Linked DNA regions of Homo sapiens: region 2 is linked to region 1. A link is a loop called in an ENCODE intact Hi-C map of the cell type or tissue named here. Cell type or tissue: endothelial cell of umbilical vein. All regions are shown on one strand.

What was found. Peaks named below come from ENCODE experiments on the same cell type or tissue, not always from the same donor. Only the 100,000 strongest peaks of a DNase experiment are listed, where the experiment ranks them.
Region 2: a loop joins it to region 1, with 8 times the contacts of the local background. A loop is called at or near these places in 3 of 110 quality-filtered maps.

Annotation. Positions count from the first base shown.
Region 1 is chr4:147,770,137-147,775,136 of GRCh38, forward strand. All of the region lies in intron 1 of ARHGAP10 (Rho GTPase activating protein 10), which reads left to right. Among named protein-coding and RNA genes, the nearest start is that of MIR4799, 10 kb to the right of the region's middle. In endothelial cell of umbilical vein, no CTCF peak of the experiment used is centred here; DNase peaks (open chromatin) are centred at 2,635, 3,495 and 3,805; H3K27ac peaks cover 3,402 bases.
Region 2 is chr4:147,712,608-147,717,607 of GRCh38, forward strand. No RefSeq gene overlaps it. Among named protein-coding and RNA genes, the nearest start is that of ARHGAP10, 17 kb to the right of the region's middle. In endothelial cell of umbilical vein, no CTCF peak of the experiment used is centred here; a DNase peak (open chromatin) is centred at 2,204; H3K27ac peaks cover 1,607 bases.

The sequences.
Region 1 (5,000 bases):
TAGTATGAATGTTGTAATTGGAGAATCTGCCTCAATTTTGAGCTCAACTCCAGTCTGTAGACTTGCTGATACAGTAGTATTTGTCTATCACAGCACTTAGAAATGATAGCCTGTGGTCAGGTGCCAGTGGTTCACGCCTGTCTGTAATCCCAGCACTTTGGGAGGATCATTGGAGGTCAGGAGTTAGACACCAGCCTGGCCAACATGGTGAAACCCTGTCTCTACTAAAAATGGAAAAATTAGCTGGGCATGGTGGTGGGCGCCTGTAATCCCAGCTACTTGGGAGGCTGAGGCATGAGAATTGCTTGAACCCGGGAGGCGGAGATTGCAGTGAGCTGAGATTGTGCTACTGCACTCCAGCCTGGGCAATAGAGCGAGACTTGATCTCAAAGAAATGGTAGCCTGTATCACATTGTTTTATGGCTATATCTCTGTATCCTGTATTTAACTTATAGTCATGTGGTGTTATGAAAAAAAGTAATCAGTATATATTGAGCACTTCTTTGTACCAAGCTAAGTAATTTGGAAAGACTTGTTTGTATTTTGACCTGGATTCAGATTCCACCTCTGCTACATACTGGCTTCATGACCTCAGTCAAGTTACTTAGCCCATCTGAGCTTCGGTGTTTGTTTTTTTCTGTATGACAGTTGTATGATTCTGCTAGGACAGCCATAGCCGAGTACCACAGACTGGGCAGCTTAAATAGCAGTCTTATTTTCTAGTAATTCTGGAGGCTAGAAGTCTGAGATCAAGGTGTTGGCAGGATTGGTTTCCTCTGAGGCACCTCTCCTTGGCTTGTAGGTGGCTCTTGTCACATGGTCTTACCTCTGTGCCTGTATCTTTGTCCTAATCTTCTTTTCTTTTAAGGAGACCAGTAATACTGGATTAGGGCCCACCCTAATGACCTCATTTTAACTTAATTACCTCCTTAAAGACCCTATGTTCCCTGTAATCCTAGCACTTTGGGAGGCCCAGGTTGGAAGATCACTTAAGCCCAGGAGTTTGAGACCAGCCTGGGCAACAAGGCGAGACCCCTGTCTCTGTTTAAACAGAAAAAAAGAATCCCGTGTCTGAATACAGTCACATTCTGGGGGGTAAGGAATTCAACATGAGTACTTGAGGGACATGTCCAGCCGCCTGTAACAGCAGTGAAAATGACATGTGCTCAAGTGGGTTTATTTTACTTTTTAATTTTTGTGGGTACACAGTAGGTATATATATTTGTGGGTTATCTGTAATATTTTGATACAGGCATGCAATGTGTAATAATTACATCAGGGTAAATAGGGTATCTATCACCTGAGGCATTTTTGTTGTTGTTCTTGCAAACAAATATACTCTTTTATTTTAAAATGTATGATTATTTTTGACTATAGTCACCCTGTTGTGCCAGCAAATACTAGGTGGCACAATTTTTTTGTACCCATTCAAGTGTTGTGTTGTTGTGAGGATTAAATGAAATAGTATATGCATGTGAGCTTAGTGCATGCATAATGTTAGCTTTCTCCTTGCTAGAGCGGGGTAGAATCTTGTTTTCTTTATATTCTATCCAAGTATAAACAGTAAATAAATGTCAGTGAAATTGTGTTTTAAGTATGTAGGTGCCCCTTTTCATAATTCTCATCTTCCTCGCCTCCACTCTTGCAACTAAATTAGTATTTTTTTCTTTTCTTGAGATGGAGTCTTGCCTTGTCACCAGGCTGTAGTGCAGTGGTGCTATCTCGGCTCACTGCAACCTCCACCTCCCAGGTTCTAGCGATTTTCCTGCCTCAGCCTCCTGAATAGCTGGGACAACAGGCGTGCGCCACCACGCCCAGCTAATTTTTGTATTTTTAGTAGAGGTTGGGTTTCACCATGTTGGGCAGGATGGTCTTGATCTCTTGACCTCGGGATCTGCCCTCCTCGGCCTCCTAAAGTGCTGGGATTACAGGCGTGAGCAACCGCGCCAGGCCCTAAATGAGTAATTTAATGCTAATTTAAGGGGATCTCTCCTGAGAAGTTCTCTCTACTTCTGCTCTCTGCGCACTGGGACGTGCCATCTCCACCTTTAAACTGCGCTAGGCCCTTGTTCCCTTCCCAGTTGGCAGGATTATCTGAGACTTCTCTAGATAAGAGCAGTGGACTTCAGCTCCCTCTCCCTAGGTTCCGTGTTTCCACCTGGCGGTAGTGTGTATCTGCCAGTTGACACTTTACATCACACAGTTTGTGATTTTTAGGTCTGCTCTGCCTTTCTCCTCTCTCCTCTCTGCAGTTTTTTATCTTTTTTTTAAGCCACAGTTCTACAGACAGATGGGAAGTTTAGAGCAAGGTAGGATAGGCGAGTGAGAAAGCAACATGAGAAAAATGAGTATAGGCTTATTGACTTAATGTTCTAGCTCAGACTTGTACCACAGGCCTGTGCCTTGTGGCGAGTGAACTGTAATTCCTCTGAGGATGTCTCTCTTGAATGTTTGACAAGGCATTAGCAATCATCTGTCGCCCAGGGAATTCCAAACAAAAACAGATGAGTTTAAAATCCTAGGGTATAAACGGCCACAGAATTGTTTAACTTGTTGACTTCTAGGGGAAAATATGTATTCTACAAATGTTATTACAGAGTTTTTACAGGCATTTTTATTATTAATGATGGGAAGCTTCCTGGAGCATTCTCTTAAGTCTAGTGGGGTTACTAAATGTAGTTTTCCAACTGGAGCTTGGTTTCCTGAAAGCTATTCTTGGTGGGGTGGATGAGTGCAGCTGTCGTATCTCTTAGTATTTCAGTTTGAGTCATTGGGTGGGCGGAACTGATTAGAATTCCAAAAGCAATACATATAGGAGTTAGGTGGAACTCTTTTGGAATTAAGTAGGAAAGATTTTGACGGAACTCCTGCATTCCAGAGTTCAGTGGTAAAAAGAACACTTTATGTACAGAGTATTTGGGTAAATGTCTTCTGCATTTTGCTTTAGTTTTTTCTTTGTTGGTAGAAGGGACACTTTATATTAAGAAGCTGTTACAATGTATTGTCAAGATAGAGTTATTTGAAAATATTTAAAAATAGCAGATTTCCCTTCTAAACATGCTGACTTCTTGTAGGTTAATGTGACGTTACTTTCATTAATGTACATATGTATGTATATATTATCATGTCTTCTTTTAAACACTTTACAGAGCTTTATAGTAAGTTCACCCAGTTCATCACAAGTTAGAATTTTGCTGCATCCTATATGCCTCACGGGAAGAGACATTATCTTGTGGAAAGTGGCTTTTGTGCTAATAAATAAACATCCCTTGGAATGTTACCCTCCATAGCAAAGGGGCCATGGAAGGCTCTGTGTTTTAGGATTACAGCTGCCCAGAGACAGCTTGGGAAACAGTGTTATGTTTTACAGCATCTATTAGAAATCAACTCGATGTACACTTAAATATTGTATTCTGAGTTATAACACAGCAAACTGACATTGTAATGTTTTCCAATATGTGATTTTCATTGTTGCCATGATGTCATAAGGATTTAAAAACAGTTATCTGTTTTTCGTGGGCAGAACTTAAAACAGTGTTAAAAAGCATGCACTCTGTGTACCAAAAGCCTTAAAGTGGAATGATAGGGAATCCCTATGGGGTAAAGAGAAGATTCTTGATTCTCTACCTTGGTTCTTTAGAATGTGAGTCAATACATTAAGAACCTGGACTGCTCTGAAACAGAGGCACATTTGAGAGCTCCTGGAAACCCCTTTATAGGATTATTTCCTTGTCTTTGTTCTTTAGTCCTTGATTTGTTGTCAAGTGAAGCTTGAGATATGTCTTGCAGCCATTTGAGAAGCAGCACATCTGGTTAGAAGCAGAGACTGGGGAACCTGATTGCCTGGGTGAGTCATTCCTGGCTCTGCCACTCCAGCTTTGTGATCTCAGGCAAGTTACCTCTCTCTGCCCCAGTTTCCTCAGCTGTAAAATGGGATAATAATAATATTCATAAGATAGTTGTGATAATGAAATGAGTTAATAAATGTAAGGCAATTTAGGATAGTGCCTGGCACATAGTTAGCCCTGTATAAAAATGTTGACTCTTATTATCTTGGTACATGTTAAATTCCTATATTTGACCATGTTCAGACCAAGTTGATATCCACTTCCATTTGTTCCACATTCCTGACCTAATTTGTCTTGGGGTCTCCAGCCAAAATCTAAGATTCCCCAGGCTAGGCAAGCATGAACTCTTGTTCTTAGTGGAATCTGTGTGGCAGAATTTATTTCTGCAGGTATCCAATGTTGTTGGATGGGTTTGGTTTGCCTGTAAGAGTGTGCAGGTGGAAAACATGACCTGGGTTTGTGTCTGTAGGGTTTAAAGTATGTGTTTAGGACAAGGGTTATATAAGGACAATTTTGAAGTCAAAGTTTTAATCTCTTTTTCTTCCCCTCAGGTTTCTTTATTCTATAACATATTTACTTATTTATTATAACCTTTAGGGCTCAGCCTCTTTATTTCCTGTGACTTTGTTTATTTCATGAGAGGGTGACCACCCAGGATTTACAAAGCTTCTTGTGTGTTGTGGAAGATAGTATAAAATTCAAATAATGCTTTTACCTGAGCACTAGTGTGTGTTTCGTTTCTTCCTTGAACTTGCTTAAAGAGGTAAGCAAGATTACCTCTTGGGGCAAAGATTCTTGGCAGAGATGAGAAGAACATTTTGTCATTGACAGAGTCTCAACAGGACCCCCAGCTGACATAGAAACACTTGTTTTGCTGTCTTCTCCATGCTGATCCTTTGCCACAGCCCTTTCCTCCTTGATGTATTTTTTTTTTTTTTTGAGACGGAGTTTCGCCCTTTTGTCCAGGTTGGAGTGCAGTGGCATGATCTGGGCTCACTGCAACCTCTGTCTTCCAGTTTCAAGTGATTCTACTGCCTCAGGAGTACTCTACTTCTGAGTAGCTGGGATTATAGGCTCTCGCCACCACGCCTGGCTAATTTTTGTATTTTTAGTAGAGACGGGGTTTCACCATGTTGGCCAGGCTGGTCTTGA
Region 2 (5,000 bases), 58 kb before region 1:
TCTTAAGCTTTCATAAGCACATAATCAGATCTTTCCATCTTTCATGGGGACCGTTGATTGGTAAATTCTGTTTTATGTTACAAAAGAGCAAAGTGGCTGTGTTCTAATACAGTTCTAGTTTTGCAACAAAAGTCTTGTAAAATTTTATATTCTCATTATTAAACGTGGATTTTAAGGGGCAGCCTCCATGCCTTATGACAAAACTAAGTGATAAAGGAATGTGCTGGTCAATCTGTTTTATTGTATACTTGATACCTTTTATGGTTGCATTTCATTACCTGAAATTTGGGGAAAAAAGACTAGAAGCTTGGCTTTTAGGTCACTTTTTTTTTTTTTTTTGAGACAGAGTCTTGCTCTGTCACCCAGGCTGGAGTGCGGTGGCGCGATCTCGGCTCATTGCAACCTCTCCCTCCTGGGTTCAAGCGATTCTCCTGCTTTAGCCTCCTGAGTAGCTGGGACTACAGGCATGCACCACCATGCCCGGCTAATTTTTTTGTATTTTTAGTAAAGATGGGGTTTCACCACGTTGGCCAGGCTAGTCTGAAACTTCTGACCTCAGGTGATCCGCTCGCCTCGGCTTCCCAAAGTGCTGGGATTACAGGCGTGAGCCACTGCGCCCAGCTGCTTTTAGGTCACTTCTGATAGCCTTGTATTTCATTCTATTGCTTATGAGCTTTGTATTCTGCTTTTGTGTTTGTTTTACTTTTCAGTGAAAATAAATAAATAGCTCAAGTGGGATCTATGCTTTAGTTATGTAAAGAATAGATTGCAGCAACATGGAATCAGCTGGAGGCCATTATCCCAAGCGAATTAACGTGGAAACAGAAAACCAAATACAGCATGATCTCACTTATAAGAGGGAGCTAAACATTGAGTACACATGGACACAGAGATGGGAACAATAGACACGGGGTTTACTTGAGCGCGGAGGGTGAAAGGAGGGTGAGGAGCAGAAAACTACCTACCGGGTACTGTGCTCACTACCTGGGTGATGAAATCTTTGTACATCGAACCCCAGCAACACACAATTTACCCACATAACAAACCTGCACATGTACCCCCAAACCTAAAATAAAAGTTAGAAGGAAAAAAAAAAGAATAAAGAGAGAAGACTTCTTAGACTCCTTAATCATATTATTTTTGTTGTCTGGGTAAAGATGGCTGAGGCCTGATGGCCTGATAGACTGATAGAAAGACAGTTATGAATTTAGAATTTCTTCTCTTCTTTTGATCACTTCATTCAGCAAGTAACGAGAGACACATAAAACAAAATTCTAAGGACTAAGTTAAGCTCAATATTTAAAGTCCAAGAAAACTGTGAGTTAAAAACTGGATATTAGGCACTGAACAGGACAAGTAACATATTTCTTGTACTTTTAACTGCTTTTTCAAACAAATTAAAACGGATAGGAAGCTCTTGGGAAACTCTTTTCAGTCATTGCAAAAAAATAGCTCAACCTATCCTAATCTGGCAAAGATTTAGAGGGCCTAAATTCCTAAAAGCATTAGGGGATTTTTTTTCCCCCTAGTTCCCAAGTATGCTGTATAAGAGTAATTTCTGTGGCTGGTCACGGTGGCTCACGTCTGTAAATCTCAGCACTTTGGGAGGCTGAGGCAGGCAGAGCACCTGAGGTCAGGAATTTGAGACCAGCCTGGCCAACATGGCAAAACCCCGTCTCTACTAAAAATACAAAAATTAGCCAGGCATGGTGGCGCATGCCTGTAGTCCCAGCTACTCGGGAGGCTGAGGCAGAAGAATCGCTTGAACCCAGGAGGCAGAAGTTGCAGTGAGCCGAGATCGCACCATTGCACTCCAGCCTGGGCAACAGAGTGAGACTCAGTCTCAAAAACCAAAACAAAACAAAAGAATGATTTTTATTATACCAAATTCAGAGTTAAAACATCTTTATATTCATTTGATATACTCTATGAGTGCATTTGCAGCCTTTAAAAGAGACGGTTGCTTAAGCTGACACTGCAGAGCATTGCAAGAAGTGTTGATTAAAATCTCCACATTTGTTCTGAGTTTGTGAATTCCAAGGAGGTTGGCTAATAGCAAGTAGTGGCTCTTCCACAGCTACTCAGCCCTGGATCATGGCCACCTGTGTGTCATTCCTATGCAATGACTGTTGTTAATATTTTGGTGCATATCTTTCAAATCTTTTCCTTTCATTGTAGATATTTTTTAATTTGCAAAGTCGATCTCATAGCCTTACTTTCTATTTTATAATTTTTTTCACCAACAACATGTGATTGATTTTTTAAAAACCATGTTCAACACTGTAAGATTATTCATCATCTCTCCTAGTTATAACATAATTTATTAGTTTCCTGTTGTTGGACACTTAGGCTATTTTAAATTTTTGCCTAGTGTAAATATTGTTGTGATTCACATCCTTGAACTTAAATCTTTGGGTACAGCCTGATTATATTCTATAGATAAGTTTCTTGAAGTAATGTTACTGAGTCAAATGGCAAATGTTACCACCATGAGATAATCATTGGAAATAATCTGGTGCATATTTTTGCTCTGTTTTGAAAAATTAATGTGTATGTACACAAATGTAAGTTTATATAACCTTTTATTTATTTATTTATTTATTTATTTATTTAGAGACAGAGTCTCGCCCTGTTGCCCAGGTTGGAGTGCAGTGATACGATCTTGGCTCACCACAACCTCTGCCTCCCGGGTTCAAGCGATTCTCCTGCGTCAGCCTCCTGAGTAGCTGGGATTACAAGTATGTGCCACCACACACGGCTAATTTTTGTATTTTTAATAGAGACGAAGTTTCACCATGTTGGCCAGGCTGGTCTCAAACCCCTGACCTCAAGTGATCTGCCCACCTCAGCCTCCCAAAGTGCTGGGATTAGAGGAGTGAGCCACCATGTGCGGCCAGTTTATATAACTTTTATTTTATTTTATTTTATTTATTTATTTATTTTGAGACGGAGTCTCACTTTTGTTGCCCAGGCTGGAGTGCAATGGTGAGATCTCGGTTCACTGCAACTTTCACCTCCCTGGTTCAAGCGATTCTTCTGCCCCAGCCTCCCAAGTAGCTAGGATTACAGGCACACACCACCACCCCCAGCTAATTTTTGTATTTTTAGTAGAGACGGGGTTTCACCATGTTGACCAGGCTGGTCTTGAACTTCTGACCTCAGGTGATCCACCCGCTTCGGCCTCCCAAAGTGCTGGGATTGTAAGCATGACCCACTGTGCCTGGCCAACTTTTTATTTTTATTATTTATTTGGAGACAAGAGTCTCGCTCTGTCGCCCAGTCTGTAGTGCAGTGGCAGGATTTTGGCTCACTGCAACCTCCACCTCCTGGGTTCAAGAGATTCTCCTGCCTCAGCCTCCCGAGTAGCTGAGATTACAGGCGCATGCCACCACACCCAGCTAATTTTTGTATATTTAGTAGAGACCGGGTTTCATTATGTTGGCCAGGCTGGTCTCAAACTCCTGACCTCAGGTGATCCACCTGCCTCGGCCTCCCAAAGTGCTGGGATTACAGACGTGAGGCACCGCACCTGGCCTATATAACTTTTTTAAAAAGTTGTTGTGTTATGTATGGGGGGCTGTATTGAAGGTTTTTAAGCAGAGGAATGACATGATCTGATTTTCATTTTAGAAGAATCATTCTGGCTGCTATGCTTCAAATAGACTGCAGGGAGCAAAGATAGAAGAAAAGATAAAAGCAGGGAGTCTATTTCAGTAATCCAGGAGAGAGATAATAGTGGCTTGCAGCAGGAGACAGCAGTGGTGGGAGTGAATGGTGGTCAGATTCTGGATATATTTTTGCAGGAAGACAGATTGCACGTGGGGTATGAGAGAAAGAAAGGAGTTCAGATTAACTCCAAGTTTTTTAGATTTGAACAATGAAGGATGATGTTGACATCAAGTGACAGGGAAAAGGCTAAAGATGGAGCAGGTTTGGAAAGAGAAAAGAACAAGAGGTCAGTTTGGAGATAATAAGTTTGAGATATCAATTAAGTATCCACATGGAGATGTCCAGAAGGCTGTTGAATAGATGAGTCTGGAGTTCTGGAGTGAACAGGCAGGCATTAGAAATATAAATTTGGAAATTATTAGCATATGGATGGTTTGTAAAGCCAGGAGACTGAGTGAGATTACAAAGGGAGATACAGACAAAGAGAAGAGAACCAAGACTCAGAAGAAGGAGCATTTCAACATGAAGAGCACTTACCATGCACCAGGTAAGGTTCTATGTGCTTTGCATAGATTCTAGGTTGACTCGTTTAATGTCTAAAAGAACTCAGTGAAGAGGTATAGTTTAGTATAGAGGTTCCATTTAGCAGAGGAAGAATCAGAGGCACAGAAAGATTGTCAGTAAATGGATAAATTATTTCATGATATGAGTTGATAAATCAGTTTTACCTTCCTTATTGAATAATGCAAAGTTAATCTGAAATAAGTCATGTAAAATTTTTTTGCACAGGTTTTCTTCAGTATGTTTCAAAAATCTTAGTAGTACTAGAAGACATTTCAGTTATATTTTAAATAATTAGCATGACTAATCTGTTCAAAGTACTTTTCTTTCCAGCTGACAACACGTTTTAGGAAAGAAGATTGAAGGGGGTAAAGAAAAAATGCTTATGTTCAAATTAGAAAAAAGGAGAGCCATTTTTAGTGTTCAGCATTTCTAAAAGACACTGTCTTTAATTGCTTTCACATATATCTTCCTTAAGAACCATGCATTCTCTAATTATATTTAGGGATGGGAGAGGTAAATCAATAAAGAGAAATTGTCATTACTCCTACTACCTCACCCCATAATATATATTCAGAACTTCGCAAAGGGGCAGTTTCTAAGGCTATAACTTGTCCTTAACACAAATGTGCATTAGGCAGGGAAAGACAAAAAGCATGATGGTGGGGTAGTTCCTACAGAAGGCTTCCAGTTGAAAAAAATATTTCAAATCATCCCTTTGGTACTATGGATATTTTTATATCTTGAGACCAAGATACAGGATACATAAA